Linked DNA regions of Mus musculus: all the other regions are linked to region 2. The links are chromatin loops, found by intact Hi-C in ENCODE. Cell type or tissue: heart. All regions are shown on one strand.

Region 1 (2,500 bases), 83 kb after region 2:
TATTGTAACGGTTCCCGTGAGACGTTTTAAAAATAATATATTTGCAAAAACTTGAAACAACTTTCTGGCTAAACTGCTGTTTTATCCCACCCCAGATTATAACTGGGAGAGGAAATGTTCTTCTAGAGCAAATGTTACTCAGAACTGAGTCTGGCAACTTCAGGGATGCTTTCTTGAAGCAAATCCGTAGGCTTGTCTACCCGCCTGGCATTAAAAGTTTAAACTCCAGCTGAACAAAATCAAAACTGCTAAAACTGCAACATCAGGTACAGAGTAAAAGTAACTTTTTAGTGTAATAACGTTTTTCTAGGACATGGATGAAAGTATCTCAAACTGTTGCTTCATTTGTGCCTACAGGTTTTAAAGGCCCTGTCCTACAAAGTAGTACTTCATGTTGAAACTTATCCTCTTTAATCAAAGATGACACCGATAGTCATATTTCCTGTGGGGACGGGCGTGGTTGAAGGGACAGTTACATCCATGCCATCAATCTGTGTACGGAAAAGTCTGCAGGTCGCCTGTAGCCTGATTTATATTCGTGCTTGCTGACAGCACGGCCTATACTTCTGATTTCGACGATGTGAACTAAAATACCCGACACGCAATCAAGTAATGTCGTGTGTGCTCATTATTATTATTATTATTATTACTATTTTATTGCTCCACACTCGCGGATGTTTCAACTCAGGGCGAAGCTCCCCCAGGGAATGAGAACGACTTGGAGCGAGGCTGCAACAGGCAAGCCTAAAGGCAGTCAGGAAACTGGGGTCACTATCCTCCAAACCCCGGATACTCGCCCCTTCCAGCCCCAGGACCAGGAAAAGTGCAGCAAAGAACCGGGAAGGCTCACTGCACCGTGCCGCCGGCGGCAGGATTAGTTGGCGGGGCTCGGGAGAAAGCGGGTCCCCGAGGGCCAGGGCGCGGTGGGTCACCAGCAGCAGCCGCGCGACTCCAACTTGGCCTCGGCGCGGACCGCGGAACTTGGCCGCGCCGGCGCCCCCGGCCGCCCGCGGAGCACCGCCCCGACTTCCCGCCCAGCCGCGGCCGCCGCCCAGCCCCGCGCGGGTCCGAGTCCCGCCGCCGTCGCCGCGGCCGCCGCATGCGGTGGGGGAGGGGCCGCGCCACCTCAGCCCGACGGGTCGGGAGAACAAAGCGGCAGCGGCGGCGGCGGCGCGAACTTTTTTCGGTGTCTGCTCCGCGCTCCCTCCAGCGACTACTTACAGAGGCGGGCTCGGCTGTTCTGGAGAAAGTCGGCGCGCGCCAGCGTCCGCGTCCCGGAGCAGGAGCCAGCGAGGCTTCACGCGCCTCGCACGAACCCGCCCGCCCGCGCCCCTTCCTCCTGCCCTCCCTCCCGTCCCGTCTCGAGGCCGGAGGGCGGGGGGCCGGGGCGCGCGGGCGGGGGCGCGCGGCCCGCGCGGGGCCTGCCGGGAGCTGTAGTTCCCCGCCGCGCGCGGTTGGTGGGTCTGGCTCCGAGGGGGCGCGCGGAGGCTCTGCAAACCCGCAGAGGTCCCCACCGGGCGCTCGGAGCGCGGGCTTGAGCGCGACTGGAAGGACGCGCTGTACTCGAACCTCTCACTTTGCTGTCCCCCTAGGCGGGCGCTGGCAGTCGGTGACAAGAGGTGACCACCTGAACGCAGCGTCCAGAGTGGAGGACCCTCCTTTCCAAAGTTGTCCCTTTCGGCGTTCCCGGGGGCAGCTGTCACCCAACACCCAGAGCTACACAGACACAGTCCTTCACCGGCGCCACAGCAAAACTTGGAGACGCCGCTTGCACGTGCCTGTGTTTCCTCTTGTGCACCTTAACACTGGTGCGTTGCCCTCTCTACCAAAAGAGCGGTCGACAGTCATGGAACCTCAGAGAGAAGAAGCCCTGTGTGTTAAATTATAAATAGTTGATGAAAGAGAAACATCTGCGCGGTACAGTCACTGACACAAAAACTAGATAGTTCTTCCACGTCGACGTTTTATATCTTCAAAGTAAAATATATTGTCATAAAGGCCACTCGTCTGGATGCAGAAAGCGGGGTGGGGGGCAGCTTTTGAGAACATAGGGGAGAATTAATCTGGGTACAGAATCTGTAATATTAATGGATAGTCCTGGATTTGAAATAAGTGAGACCTCTCCCTGCCCCCCCAGGGATAGAAATGGGAGACCGAACCCACTCACAAGGTCACTGAAGAGCTAAAGCACTGACCATACTACTAGCTGCAGCCTCGTCTCCTAGGGAGTGAGGCTTTTAAAACAAAACTGTGTATAATCTTTTTCTACAGGGAGCGTTAAGGGGTGGGAGGACATTTCGGACATTTCTCTGGAATCGGAAACTGCCAACATCCACTAAAATCTAAATCTGATTACATCTTTGTTCTTAAAGTCTTACCCAGACACCACTCACACTAATGCAGGCAACCCTAACTAAACAAAAAAGGTGTCAAAGGAAAGGGCCCAGTTCAGAAGGGGCTCAATTGAGTAGGGTATGGGTTGTGAATATGATCAAAATGG
Region 2 (2,500 bases):
CACATTAAAAAAAAAAAAAAAAGGCCGTATTACAAACCCAGAAATTCAGTAAGAACTTCATTTTTAAAAACCATCACATATGAATTATTACACTATTATCTGGCAAACTCACAGATATCCAACAGGAAAATGTGCCAAAGATAGGTACACAATAGGGAAAAGGCTTTTGAAGAACCTTCTTCAAGATATGAAAAGATTCTCAAGCTGACAGTCACAAAATCCAGTGAAAATCGCAATGATCTAGGCACTCGTAATGCATCAGGTGAGCAAGGTTAAAGGTTTATCTGAGTGGGCAGGGGATGGCTCAGTGGGTCAAGTCTATGCCAAGGAGCCTGGTGATTTAGGTCCGATCCTCGGAAGTCACATAAAAGAGAGAATCGATTCCAAAGTTGTCCTCTGACTTCCACACGAGTGTACCAACAAACATACAACACTCCTTCCAATAATAGAAAGTACTTTATGAGGTAGTGTAGGGAGGAAGAGGCACTTTCATAAAAGGCTAATGTAAACTGGCAGGTTCTTTTAGCGACTTCAATCCAACCTTTTAACCTAGCAGATGTAGATTACACATACGGTCGTGTTCAAAACATTTGCCCACGTGGTTAGAATCCGATCGCCTACATTTTAACGAGGCATAAACCCAGGAGAAAACATGCAAGCCGAACTGTTTTTTTTCCCACTGAAGCGCGGTAACAGTAAATGCGTGGGAAGCTCTCAGAGCAGGTCGGAGGCTGGGCTGCGGGTCCCACCTTCCCGGCAGCCGTGAGCATCCCCTTCCCCAGAGCCTGCGGCCCTTACCTTTGTGCCTCCGAGGCGTAACACCTCCTCCAGGGAGAAGCCATTCTTGCCCTCATCGCCATCCTCCTCGTCTTCCTCATCCGGATCTTCTGTCACCTGTTTGGGACGCCAGGGCTGCTTGGCAAGGAACGCCACAGGTTCCTGGTCGGCCGACATGGCGGGCTGGACACGCGAGTGCAGCCCGGAGCTTACTTCCGCTTTACGGTGACGCACTTCCTATTGCGAGGGCGATTCAGGAAATACCGTTTAAACCCCGCCTCCGGGGCGGAGCCTGGCCTCGGGGTGTAGGAATGAATGCTTTGGTGAGACGCTGCGTGGCCCGCGCGGGTGAGAGTCCCCTTGCAGGATCCTGTTTCCATGGAAACCGTATGGCGCGGCTCCTTGGTCCCTCCGTTGCTCACCTGGGGCTGGAGCAGGAAGCTGGTCCACAGAGAGGCTTAGCTGTGTGGAGGGGCTTGTAGTCATGGGTTCGGTGCATGCCTTGCCTCCATCGGGTCCTGACGTTGGGGCGAAGTTAGTGATGAACGAGGCATCCTTACAAGCTTTAGGCTGCTTGCTGCGCGTGTAAATGAAATGGAGATATCTAATGCGGGCGGTGCTTAATCGTGCTTTTCAGGCCTTCCCTGTATTTGGAGAGGGAAATGCTACAGCTCCGGGAATGAGCCGGCAGAAAGCAACCAGGTGACACCGATGCTGCGGCATCTTATGTACAAAATAAAGTCTACAGGTCCCATCACTGTGGCCGAGTACATGAAGGAGGTTTTGACTAACCCAGCCAAGGTAAACGTAGGGGGAGCGTGAACCACCCAGTGTGTGTACACAGAGGAGCCCGAAGGCCTCTAGAGCCATCAGGTGTTGAGCCACCGCCGAAGTCCTTGGAATATAGTCTTATCTGTCATTTGCGTTAAAGGGCAGTGCCAAAAAAGAGGTCATGACAAATTCCTGCGGAGTTTAGGTGACAGAATGTAATTTAATTTTCCTGAGTTAAAGGAATGCTGATTTTCTAACCGGGGTTGTGGATTTCTGCTGTTTGTATAAGGGAAACGCTGTATGTATGAGGTTGACCTTGAACTTGCAGCATCTTCTTATTTACCCTCCTGAGTGCTGGGATTCTAGGTGGTCTTCACCTGCCTGGCTAAAAGAAAGCTTTGAGTCTTTCTTGAAGGTTAAGCATTATGGTAAAACTTGGGATATGAAGTTAAGACAAAGTCTTCTCCCCAGATAATTAAGCCTTGTAAGAAACGTAATTGTTGTCTTATTTAAAAAAAAAAAAAAGCACTGGATTTAGTTTTGGGTTGGGAGTCTTTGGAGAGAGAAGTCAGTGAAGACACTGTTTGAATAGACTGAATGGATGCCAGGGAGAACTAAAATGAGAAGAAAGTGAGACTTTGCATTGGTATGGAAGAGTGGGAGAGGGCAAGGAGTAGAGAGATGATCTTGTCTGCAGCCCTTCTACTTGAGTAATTGCTGTTTGGTGAGTTTTGCAAAATGACTACTACTATGTAAAATTTAGGTAAAGACTCTGTCCTTATCTTGGTTACTTCAGAAGAGAGAACTTTCTTGGTAAATACTTACTTCACTGTAAGCATTCCATAAAATTTTGGTGGAGCACTTTTGAAAGCTTTATTTGAAAATTAATCTTTTCCATTTCTCCTCTTTTACTCAGGGATATTATGTGCATCAGGATATGCTAGGAGAAAAA
Region 3 (2,500 bases), 100 kb before region 2:
TCCGAAGACCCCGACAACTGAGAGTCTGCTGGAAACGCAAACCGGGGTCCCCGGGCCGCCCTGGGATGTCAGCCTCCCGTCGTAGGAGTCCTCGAGCTGTCAACCCCGAGGCTGAGGATCCCCGGCCTCAAAACTCGAATTCCCTCCTCAGCCCTCGGAAAATGTCCTGGGACCCAGGGATGTCACAGCCTGCAGGCTCTGACAGCGCGCGAGACCGCCTCACCTCCTGGTCTAGTCCGAGCCGAGCAGCCAAGCTCCGCTCTGCCGAGGGACCCGGATGCCCCGCCTCCCAAACTCCGGCCCTCAGGAAGCCGGGAGACGACGCATGCGCGAGACACAGGTCCTGCGGACCGGCCCGCCCCCACGTCCTCTTAGCCCCGCCCACCCCAAGTTTCGAAGCGAATCGGCTGTCGGGGACGAGTGGGATGTTTGTGGGTCCTGCGCCAATTGCACGGCGCATGCGCAGCGCGACCTCCGCGGAGCTGGTTCCGGGCAGTAAAGCTCCGGCTTCAGGGTGTGCGGGCGCTCAGGAGAATGACAGAGGTCGGTGCAAGTTGGCTGTGACTGCCTATCACAGCGTCAGCTACGCCCCATCCGTAAGTGGTCGTTTTGGTGGGAGGGTGCAGGAGGGAGGAGAGCGGGAGGGAAGAAAGAGCCTGCGATGCCCGAGGCACCCACAGGAGAGTTAGCCCAGCTCTGTGTGTTCTGTAGCTCTGCTTCAAACTCGGTGCTCAATACTGAAATACGCTAGCAGCACCTATAATCGTCCTGTTGAGAAAGTGGTTGCTCCATTATTTCGGAACAGGCAAAGCGCTTCACCTAAACTTGCTCTGGCTCTTTGACACACACCACCTCCAACCATCAACAGATGCTGCGTGATTTACCCCCTCAGACCCAGAATCCTGACCACTTCGCTGTTGTGACTCTTAAGTGAGGGGTCAGGCCACCAGCATCCCTACCTGGGTTATCTATCGACTTGTGGAGTTTATTCTTATATTTGAAGGAAGTGGATAATGCTAGTGTATGTTGTCCTCATAGGAGGGGAACCTTCACATTTTAAGACCCAATTCCTTATTCTTTTCTCTCTCTCTCTTTTTCTTTCTTTCCTTCTTCCTTCCTTTTTTTTTTTTTTAAGATTTATTTATTATATAGCGTTCTGCCTGCATGTATGCCTACAGGCCCAAAGAGGGCACCAGATTTCATTATAAATAGTTATAAAGCCACCATGTAATTGAACTCAGGACCTCTAGAAGAGCAGACAGTTCTTTTAACCTCTGAGCCATCTCTCCAGCCCCCTTATTCCACTTCCTAACATAATGTCCTCACTATTGGTAATTAACTTCCTCAAACCGTATCATTTAATGAATCTACAGTGCCCCCAGCTGTGAAGTTTCAGTGTGATTTTATGTGAAAATTATATGTAAAAGATGGAATAACTATAAAAGGCAGAGCTTTAAAAGTAACATGTAATCCCTTGTACTTTTGTAAGTGTGTGTGTGTGTATTTTTACACAGGTAGATCATACTGTCCTCGAACTGCTGGGTGCTGAAATCACACCAGAGGGCCACCATGTCTGTGGAGTTAAATGCTTCCCTTAAAAATAATCTAGTTTGAATTAGAGATTTAGCTCAGTTATAAAGCACATTCCTTGCTTGTATGAGGCCCTGGATTCAACACCCATCTCAGCAATTACAACCTCGTTCCGTTTCAGGAACAAGATCACCAAGACTTGTATTCTTTGTGGTTGTGAACCAATTATTTAGCCACATTGAGCCTCAGTTTTCCCTGCTGGAAAGTGGAACTAATACTTCTTATCTACTGGGCTGCTCCTAAGCTAGGTGAGTACTAGGAGACTGCAGGTCAGTCTGATTCATCTCGGGCTTGACTAATCTTCTAAGAGGCGCACTTAGTTGGCTCACTCATTTGTGCCTCGGATCCTCCCACGTGGCCATCTCTACAGAGCTTCTTGAGTGTTCTCATATATGACCACTGACTTCACTCAATTCATTCATACTACCAACTGTAGAGTGCACTGTATAGTGTGACCAAAAAGTCACCCTAAGCCAGGCGCAGGTGGCACTCAAGAGGCAGAGGCAGGTGGATCTCTATGAGTTCAAGGTCAGCCTGATCTACAAAGTGAGCTCCAGGATAGCTGAGACTACATAGAGAAACCCTGCCTCCAGAAAAGCCAAAAACAAAGTCACTCTAATATATCCTATTAAAAACTATTACACAAACTGCTCAACAAAATTGACTAGGAGCAGGTCATCTTGGAGAATACTACACGATTATATGAGGGTTTGTCTCATAACTGGAGAATCACAGGTTCAAGGCTAGCGTGGACTACATGGTGAGTTCCATGCCAGCCTGAGGTGGCGGGTGACCTGATCTCAGGGAGAGAGAAAAAAAAAAAAAAAGGATAAAACAAGAGTATTTGTCTCTGGTGGTCTGGTGACTTTGATTAGAATGGCTTACAGTTGGCTCATAGTACTTTTTGGAA

The links. A loop is a pair of places that touch in the nucleus more often than their neighbours do. Peaks named below come from ENCODE experiments on the same cell type or tissue, not always from the same donor. Only the 100,000 strongest peaks of a DNase experiment are listed, where the experiment ranks them.
Region 1: it touches region 2 in a loop (4-fold over the local background); 4 of 42 quality-filtered maps call a loop at or near these places.
Region 3: a loop joins it to region 2, with 2.3 times the contacts of the local background. A loop is called at or near these places in 11 of 42 quality-filtered maps.

What each region holds. Positions count from the first base shown.
Region 1 is chr17:79,019,464-79,021,963 of GRCm38, forward strand. Prkd3 (protein kinase D3) reads right to left here and starts at 1,353. Exons shown (of 19, transcript NM_001171004.1): 1 at 1,222-1,353. In heart, no CTCF peak of the experiment used is centred here; DNase peaks (open chromatin) are centred at 988 and 1,168; H3K4me3 peaks cover 2,170 bases; H3K27ac peaks cover 2,010 bases.
Region 2 is chr17:78,936,077-78,938,576 of GRCm38, forward strand. It overlaps Cebpz (CCAAT/enhancer binding protein zeta), which reads right to left and starts at 994. Exons shown (of 16, transcript NM_001024806.2): 1 at 799-994. The coding sequence starts at 954. It overlaps Ndufaf7 (NADH:ubiquinone oxidoreductase complex assembly factor 7), which reads left to right and starts at 1,059. Exons shown (of 10, transcript NM_028611.3): 1 at 1,059-1,125; 2 at 1,415-1,578; 3 at 2,465-2,500. The coding sequence starts at 1,089. In heart, no CTCF peak of the experiment used is centred here; a DNase peak (open chromatin) is centred at 1,055; H3K4me3 peaks cover 1,984 bases; H3K27ac peaks cover 1,453 bases.
Region 3 is chr17:78,835,083-78,837,582 of GRCm38, forward strand. Heatr5b (HEAT repeat containing 5B) reads right to left here and starts at 299. Exons shown (of 36, transcript NM_001081179.1): 1 at 224-299. It overlaps Gpatch11 (G patch domain containing 11), which reads left to right and starts at 434. Exons shown (of 10, transcript NM_181649.6): 1 at 434-596; 2 at 1,712-1,838. In heart, a CTCF peak has its summit at 1,184 (motif pointing right); a DNase peak (open chromatin) is centred at 359; H3K4me3 peaks cover 1,411 bases; H3K27ac peaks cover 1,073 bases.